3 separate regions of the Homo sapiens genome follow, and all the other regions are linked to region 2. Evidence: chromatin contacts called from ENCODE Hi-C or POLR2A ChIA-PET data. All regions are on one chromosome and are shown on one strand. The core of a region is the stretch at or near the end of the contact, and the rest is flanking DNA. Distances in the headings are between cores, read along the strand shown.

Evidence for each region. A loop is a pair of places that touch in the nucleus more often than their neighbours do. ChIA-PET counts read pairs that join two places held with the same protein, here RNA polymerase II (POLR2A). Pooled maps may share reads with other maps.
Region 1: a loop to region 2 is called in a map of dorsolateral prefrontal cortex, with 2.0 times the contacts of the local background. The contact joins two enhancer-like sites. A Hi-C loop is called at or near these places in 2 of 168 maps with a recorded cell type or tissue (G401 and dorsolateral prefrontal cortex), 1 of 37 single-sample maps with no recorded cell type and 7 of 50 pooled maps.
Region 3: a loop to region 2 is called in a map of HepG2, with 11 times the contacts of the local background. The contact joins two enhancer-like sites. A Hi-C loop is called at or near these places in 1 of 168 maps with a recorded cell type or tissue (HepG2), 1 of 37 single-sample maps with no recorded cell type and 2 of 50 pooled maps. POLR2A ChIA-PET finds 5 or more read pairs at or near these places in 2 of 52 experiments (HepG2 and activated T-cell).

Annotation. Positions count from the first base shown.
Region 1 is chr17:57,472,339-57,475,038 of GRCh38, reverse strand. All of the region lies in intron 6 of MSI2 (musashi RNA binding protein 2), which reads right to left. Among named protein-coding and RNA genes, the nearest start is that of MSI2-AS1, 130 kb to the left of the region's middle. RefSeq lists an enhancer at 2,230-2,700. Within about 2 kb of position 1,368, at least 5 of the 41 ENCODE cell types and tissues checked have a DNase peak (open chromatin) inside an H3K27ac peak, as active enhancers do.
Region 2 is chr17:57,407,267-57,409,966 of GRCh38, reverse strand. The region is part of intron 6 of MSI2 (musashi RNA binding protein 2); the gene reads right to left. Among named protein-coding and RNA genes, the nearest start is that of MSI2, 150 kb to the right of the region's middle. Within about 2 kb of position 1,371, at least 13 of the 41 ENCODE cell types and tissues checked have a DNase peak (open chromatin) inside an H3K27ac peak, as active enhancers do.
Region 3 is chr17:57,516,119-57,518,818 of GRCh38, reverse strand. All of the region lies in intron 6 of MSI2 (musashi RNA binding protein 2), which reads right to left. Among named protein-coding and RNA genes, the nearest start is that of MSI2-AS1, 91 kb to the left of the region's middle. Within about 2 kb of position 1,404, at least 7 of the 41 ENCODE cell types and tissues checked have a DNase peak (open chromatin) inside an H3K27ac peak, as active enhancers do.

The DNA.
Region 1 (2,700 bases), core at 119-2,618, 65 kb before region 2:
AAAAGTACAGAGAGGCTGGGTGCGTGCGGTGGCTCATCCCTGTAATCCCAGCACTTTGGGATGCCGAGGCAGGCAGATCACTTGAGGTCAGGCATTTGGAGATGAGCCTGACCAACATGGTAAAACCCCATCTCTACTAAAAATACAAGAAAATTAGCCAGGGGTGGTGGTGCACGCCTGTAATCCCAGCTACTCAGGATGCTGAGGCAGAAGAATCACTTGAACTTAGGAGGTGGAGGTTGCAATGAGCTGAGATTGTGCCACTGCACTTCAGCCTGGAAGACAGAGCAAGACTGTCTCCAAACAAAAACAAAAACAAAAACAAAAACAAAAAAACAACAAAAAAACAGTACACAAAGTCATATTCCCACAAAGAGTAACAGCATGGGGCAGGCACTGGGCAGAAGAAAGGACTTAGGTTTCAGGTAGTGATTCTCAACCAGGGGCAATTTTGCTTTCCAGGGGACCTTGGCAATGTCTGAAGACATTTTTGATTGTCATGACTGGGGGTGGGGGATGCTATTGGCAGGTAGTGAGTAAAGGCCAGAGATGCTGCGCAACTTCCTACAATGCACAGGACAGTGCCCACGACAAAGAATCATCTGGCCCCCAACGTCAGTAGTGCTGAGGTGGAGGAGCCCTGGCTTGGAGCCTGGTCTGCATGAGTTGAACAGCTCTGCCACTTACAAGCTCTGTCATTTTGTGGGGGATGTTCGACTTCACCGGGACTCAGCTTCCAGATGGGTACAATGAAAATTATTATAACTACCTTGCAGAAGGATTAAATGAGATGCTGAATAAATGAGCACGTCTAGACCCAACTGCTATGAATACCAGTGCACATCTAGAGGCCCCAGGAAACAGTACCGGTGGCCCATTTTTAAGAGGAGAGAGGGAGGAAAAAGCCCTGGGTGCTGCAGATCAGCAAATACCCCCAACTTCGCGTGAGAGTTCCTATATCCCCTCATCTGCCTCCGTCCTGAACTCTGTCCCCTGAAGCAAATTCATTCAAGAAACATCTTCCCCATAAAGAAGAGGAGGGAGAAGGAAAAACAAAACCGAAAAAAACAGCAAAATCATAATAAGTCTGGGTCAGCTCCCATCAGCTGGTTGTGATCAAAACCACATTCATATTCAGTCTGCTGGGGCTAAGCGGAAGGCTGCAGACCATCTCAGGAATGTGAGTTCCCAGCCACTGGCCACCTTCCCCTGCAAACTTTACAAAGAGCTGCTTGCAGAGGGTCAGGGAGCAGGCACTCTCCCCTCACCATCCCTCGGCACCTGTCCAGACAAGGTGGGTAGTAGCTGGATTCCAGGGGCAACCAAACATCCTCTGTTCTCGAAGAGCCCCATCCTCCTGCACTTCAGTGGTGAGAGGAAGGTTCCGGAAGAGAGGCCAGTGCATAGCTTCTGCCCATACCCTCCCCACAGAAACAATTAAGTAGCTCAGGCTGTGGCTGCCAAGTTTCTCTGTCCAATTTGGTAGATATTTTAATAGAGGAGGAGAATTCCCAGAGGCCCCCCGACGGAAATGCCCCATGTCAGGGAATGTTTGTTTTCATTTCTTTTTGCCGTCAATGAATTCTACTCATGGCAAAGGCTCTGGGCTGGATCAGATCCACACAGAAGCTAACTAGAAGCATTTGTGCCTTGAAATAAATCTCTCTTTGGGGAATGAGTTATATATACATCCGTGTGGGGGGACCTATGCACACATACTCACACACGCATATATATTATGCATTACAGACAAAATACATGGGCAAATCCCCAAGCAGGCAGCCCCGAGCTTCTGGGAGGGAAGGTGATCCGCCTGTTAGCTTCAAAGGACATTTAAAGAAAAGTGGAAGGCCAGGCGCGGTGGCTCACGCCAGCAATCCCACTTTGGGAGGCTGAGGCGGGCAGATCACCTGAGGTCAGAAGTTCAAGACCAGCCTGGCCAACATGGTGAAACCCCGTCTCTACTAAAAGTACAAAAATTAGCTAGACATGGTGTCAGGCGCCTGTAATCCCAGCTACTCAGGAGGCTGAGGCAGGGGAATCACTTGAACCCGGGAGGCAGAGGTTGCAGTGAGCCGAGATGACACCATTGCACTCCAGCCTGGGCGACAAGAGCAAGGCTCCATCCAAAAAAAAAAAAAGAAAGAAAAGAAAAGTGGCTTGTTGGGAAAACTCAATGATGGATAGTGTGCCCTGTGAGTAGGGAAAAGGTTCAGGAAAGCAGAACTTGCTGCAGGGTAGAAGGTAGCTCCGTGTGACGGGACAAATAACAACAGCCACCACCACATAGTGTTTACGACGTACCAGGATCCACGCTGAGTGTTTCACACAGCGCACAGCAACGCAATAACAACAGCTATTATTATTACCACTAGTATCATCCCCATATTACAGATGAGCAAAATAAAGCTCAGAAACATTAAGGGGCTTGCTCAAGGTCATGAGGCCAGTTGGCAGCAGAGCTAGGATTCGAGCCCAGATGGGGTTGGCCCCAAAGGAAGTCCCCAGTCTCTAGGACACTGGCCCCCTCCCTTCCCATCACCTTCAATTAGGGGTCAGAAGGCATTGCCCCTCCCCCTGCCTACTATGGCTAGGTTTTTTGTCTTCTGGGACCCCCCAGTCACTACTCCTTCACTAAGGGGATCTGATCTGCAGGGCTCCTCCCCAGAAGAGCCCTTAGGGAAAGCAGGCAGGGCCACA
Region 2 (2,700 bases), core at 122-2,621:
GCACGATCTCGGCTCACTGCAACCTCCACCTCCTGGGTTCAAGAGATTCTCCTGCCTCAACCTCCCGAGTAGCTGGGATTACAGGTGCCCACCACCACGCTCAGTTAATTTTTTGTATTTTTAGTAGAGACAGGGTTTCACCATGTTGGCCAGGCTGGTCTCGAACTCCTGACCTCATGATTCGCCCGCCTTGGCCCCCCAAAGTGCTGGGATTACAGGCGTGAGCCACTGTGCCTGTGCCCCACACTCTTTCATCTGTCTCCCACGCACTACTTGTACCAAGTAATCATCAACATTTCATGGTAACAGCCCCTCCATCAGATTCTTCCTTCCTGGAAACATCAATGGTCACACAAACGTCCCACAAAGAAGAAAGGCCCATCACCTAGGCTGCAGAAGGTATGAGTCCTTGTGGCAAATCAAATCCCACTTTGCCAGTAACTCGACTTAGGAAGACAACACAAAATGGAGGAAGAAATGGAAGCAGCATATACAAATTCAATCTATTCCATCTCCTATTTATTTTATGCAAAGTTTTCCTGGTCCTTATTAATGCCGGCTTTCCCTCCGCCATTTAATCTCTGCTTCCATTTCATTCTTAGAGGCCTGTGATTATTCTAATTCAGCATTTGGATGACTTCATTTCCACTCAAGTACACCCAGGTCAACTTGGATAGAAAAGAAAGAGGAGGAGAAGAAAAATAATCAGCTAAAAGCTATTAAATATCAGCCGTGTGCCTCATGATTGGTTTTAAAGGCAGTGGTGAGGTTAGCAACAGTCAGAAACTCAACCCTTTTGCCTCTTCCTGCATATTAACATTTTTTTCTGGGGCTCTCACTAATATGGCTTCGAATGTAAATAAAGTACAGATTGGCAGCCCACTTTTAGCTAATTCACAAATACCAAGTCTGAATATACGGAGCTGTAAAAATTTAGAGGGTGGTAACTTGACAAATCTGGCCGGTCTACAGAGAGACTATTTCTAAGAGGACAAAAGAAGAAAATAAAGAAAGAAAATGGAAGAAAAAGAAAAGCATACAGGACCTGTGTAAGGGGGTATCCTACGGAGGTGGGGGGCGGGTGGGAATCTCCATATCAATGTTCACTCCACCGAACAACAGAGTTCGATTTCAATGCCAAGTCTAAATGAACTGCGCTTTCTCCTCCATAAGAACCACCCCTTGCACCCACTGGCACAAGCTTGAACCATGATTTCTGGTACACTTTCAGTTCCCACTGAACTACATCTAGGGAGAAAAAGGCTTTATTTTCTCCTACTAACAACTCCATTGTTAAGTGACGTCTTCAGAGGGCCCAGGAGGACTCTGGGAAGGTGAGCTGGTGGAAGTACTTCATACCGCCCCCCCGCCCCTACCCACCCAGGGCTCATTAACTCCTTTGTGCCCAAGGGCTCCCCTACCGCTGGCTCTCCTCTCCTTGCCGCAGCAGAAAAAGTAAATACAGCTAAATCATACCAGGAAATGCGGTCAAACAGCAAAGCTGAAGTTTGAGCCTTGTTCTTCTATTCGGCCTTGTTCCTCTACCTACTATGCAAATGCACATGGCATTTGATTAGCACAATCTCAAAGTTTTCCCAGCTTGCTACCCAGAAGGCATCCTAGTTTTCTATTTGTATATTTTAAAACACTGTTAACGAGCAATAATAATGTCTGATGCCTTTGCCTAACAACAGCTGGCTATATTTTATATACTAAGAGGGAAATGGGAAGTTTTCCTAGAAACCCAGTATTTCAGAATCTCCTTTTTGAAGCAAAAATACGAAAATTTAAGAGAAGTAACGTTAGGGTGCTCAATCTTTAGAACTCGACAACCTTACTGGCTTCAGCCGAAATCAGTCTATGGAGGAAAAGTTCACCAGGAAAACACAAAGTTGTTTAGCAGGAGGGTTTACCTGCAAAGCCCCAGGATCATATTACTCATGGGTAAGGTTTGTTTGCCTCTGCCACCTGGCCTAGAAGGTGGAGGAGGCAGAGGAAGCAGGATTCTCCTGTCTACTCGCTGTGCTGTTTCCCACTGAGCAGCTTGGCCAGGGGTCAGGGGGCAAATAAAGTCCCCTCCCCTTATGACACACTTCCAGAGGGAGATGCTGACACAAACCAGGCAGAAGATTAATAAAACATGGGGACAGTGTTGGCTTTGTTCTGGGCTATTAGAGGAAGAAAATTTAAACACAAAAGTAGCCTTCAGCCAGGGAAGAGCGTGCGCATGGTCCTTCCTGGTCCAGCCTACAATTGTCGTTGAAGAAGGTCTGAAGGGCAACACCCAGGCTCTCCAGAAAAAGGTGGAGCAGAGGACAGGGTGAGGCCCGGGAGGCTGACCACTCCCCGGGCAACCCACCTACATGAACCACTTCAGAGGACAAAGCCTCACGGGAGCTCAGATGTCCACAAAGGACACACAAGACTTTTGTTTTCCAAGCCTCCTCTGAGAGAACCACACTGCACAGAGCTCTGTTTATCTACGACACACATTTAAAGCAAGAAAACACTACCTGAGGATCACAGTCCACTCTCAGGCTTATTTATCTTCTCACAGATCTCATGCCTTTTAAATTTCAAAGGGCTTTATGAGACTTTTATTCCAGGTATGACTCTCCTCACACATACAGTATCAAAAGGGGTGTCTGAGTGGGGGCCATGAATGCAGCTTCGCACCTGCACAGAAAACCCCGGAGCTGG
Region 3 (2,700 bases), core at 155-2,654, 110 kb before region 2:
TGCTCTGGAAATCCAGGCCCGTGTTCAGCACTGATTGTGAGTGCGTGCGTGCATGTGCTGGGGGAGGGGAGTGGCAGGCAGGCTGCTGAACTGCTGAATGCTCCCTTCTCCCCCTCTCCAGCCTCTCCCCATCAGGCCTCACCTACCATGAAAAAGGCCCAAGCCTGCCAGCTCCAGAGGAGAGAGGCAAATCATTTAGGGGAGCACTGATGTGCCGGAACACTCTCTCACATTCCCATTAAACAAATACTAAACTGCTAATTGCCAAAATGGATCTCCACGACTCTGACCGAACCAGGGAAGGGTTTATAATTACCAAGTGTGAAAATGCACAGCCTGTAAATAGCCACCTCATCTGTCCTAATACGGGCTGATATTGATGGGCATGAAATAAACATCAGGACAAATGGAAAAATCATCCACATCTCCTGTGGCCAATGCAGTCTCGGATGGTGACAAGCGTAGCTGCAGCCATACGCCTGGGGAGGGGAGGGGGAGAGGAGAAAGGAGTTTTGTAGGCTTGGAAAATCTTGGTTCCAATCCCAATTTTAATCCCATGGGCCATCTGCACCTTCTTTCTGTCTGGAAAACAGGGAGGGTAAATAACATGGCTTGATAATGGGATGAAGGGCTTGCCTACATTTCAGAAAGGCCAGGGGCCCCAGTGCAGGGAACTTCTGAGGGCATCAGCTTTCAGGACAGGGCTTCAGACATCTTCCACCCTGCTCTCTTTAAGACTGGCTGATGAAAAAAGAAGACTGAGGGAGAGGGAGAGCTCTGCCAAGGTGACACATTTATTCATTAAACTAATATTTATTAAAGCTCTTTTGTCTGACAAACACGCAGAGTTGGTTGCAGAGCACAGATGAAAAAATGTGTGTTTAGAATGACCTTTGGGCTCTCTGACACCCCTGTACTACGGTGCCTCCCCATCCCCCACCATCTCTTTCTGCCACTCTGATGGGAGGTGGACTCTGGTCTGTTGGGTCCCAGAGCCCCACCACTTTTCTTGGCCACAACAGAGGAGGGGCAAGGGGATAAGCCAGAGGTCACGGAGTAGCTGCAGGTTTCCCAAGCCCCAGGCCCTTTTCTCTCCACCAGCCCTTTGAAGGTACCAGCCTTTGATTCCAATGAACTCAGCCAGATCTTGGAGTGCATGTTGGTAACCGAGGGAGAGAGGAAGTTCCATTTGCCTCAGAATCACAGACTCAGGAGTTAGAAGTGACCCAAAGGTCACCTTTCCACTTCCCGCCCAGTACAGGAATCCCTTCTCCAAGACTCCTTTGAACCCTTCGTGGAGCTTCAAAAGCTTGGAGGAGCATCTCTGCCCCGCCCTCTCGGACAAGCTGCTCAGGCCTGAATTCAGCAGCAGTAGCACTTAGATGCCTGAAATAGCAGCCTCCTCTGATCCCCAGCAATTCTGGCACAAGGCAGAATTCTGCGAACTGTATAGCATCAGGCACCCGAATCAGCGCACTCAGCACCACTCAGCCCCAGAGTTTCTTCATGGGGCTTTGATGACATCCAAGGAAGTTCCTGCTCCTTCCCCTTTGGGCTGCCTGGCAGCCAATCTCCCCAATCCCCTTATCCCTAAAGTCATCCCTAGAGTCCCATGGGTTTCCCAGTCCTGGTCCTGACCCAAAGACCCTGTCAAAAATTAGCAAAATGAGGGAAGGTCTGAACTACCGACTGTTTTTAGAGGAATTCTAATTTGCTACTTTTGAATTCCGAAACTGTCTTCAAATAATGGCTAAGAAAATGCTGCTGAGAACAAACTTCAAGTGCAGCAACAGGCTGAGAGATGCAGTCACTGGGCAAAGTTACTTCTTGTTCAGGGAGGATCATAAACTCTTCAAGGCAGAGAGGATAAAAAGGATATGAGTCCAGTCCACTCATTTTCTAGAGGAGCAAACTGGCTGTAAGCAATTCAGCGGGTACAGTTGAAGCCACAGTTACAGAATAAAAGAAACTTGGCATGCCATCACACATCCTGGGTTCAAATCCCACTCCATTTCCACTTACGCATGATCTTGGGCATGGCTTTCCAAAGCAGCTCAGCTTCCTTGTGTGTAAAAGGAACACGTGATCACTGTTAACCTTCACCCCAGCATTGAAAAGTAGAAACTATTGATACAACACGCAGGAAAGCATTTGGCCTGTGGCAAATGACTACCCTATGCTATTACCAGAATGCATTCCAGCCCCGGCATGCACAGATGCTCAACAAATATCTGTTGGATGAGGACTGCATAATGGGATAACAGACTTTGTATTGATAACTACAAAGTTGTGAAATCAGTACGGATGAGTGAGGTTTAACTTTGTAAGTGTACCCGGCTTGATGTACTGTGATGCAATGGGTCGCATGCAAATAAACCATCTTTTGGAAACACAGGGGGAATGGACAAACAAACCATTCCATTCCATTCCTACAATGGAATACAGCTGGTACACAACTGGTGCACAACTGACCAGAGGGATCATACCAAGTGAAAAAGTCAGTATCAAGGCTGTATTACATACTGTATGACTCCATTTCTGTGACATTCTCAAAACGACAACATTATTGTGATGAGGAACAGATCAGTGGTTGCCAGGAGTTAGGAGTGGGGCCAGGGTGTAACTATTAAGGAGAAACACAAGGAGTTTGTTGGGGTGATGGAACAGTTCTATTATATATCCTGATTGTAGTGATAGTTA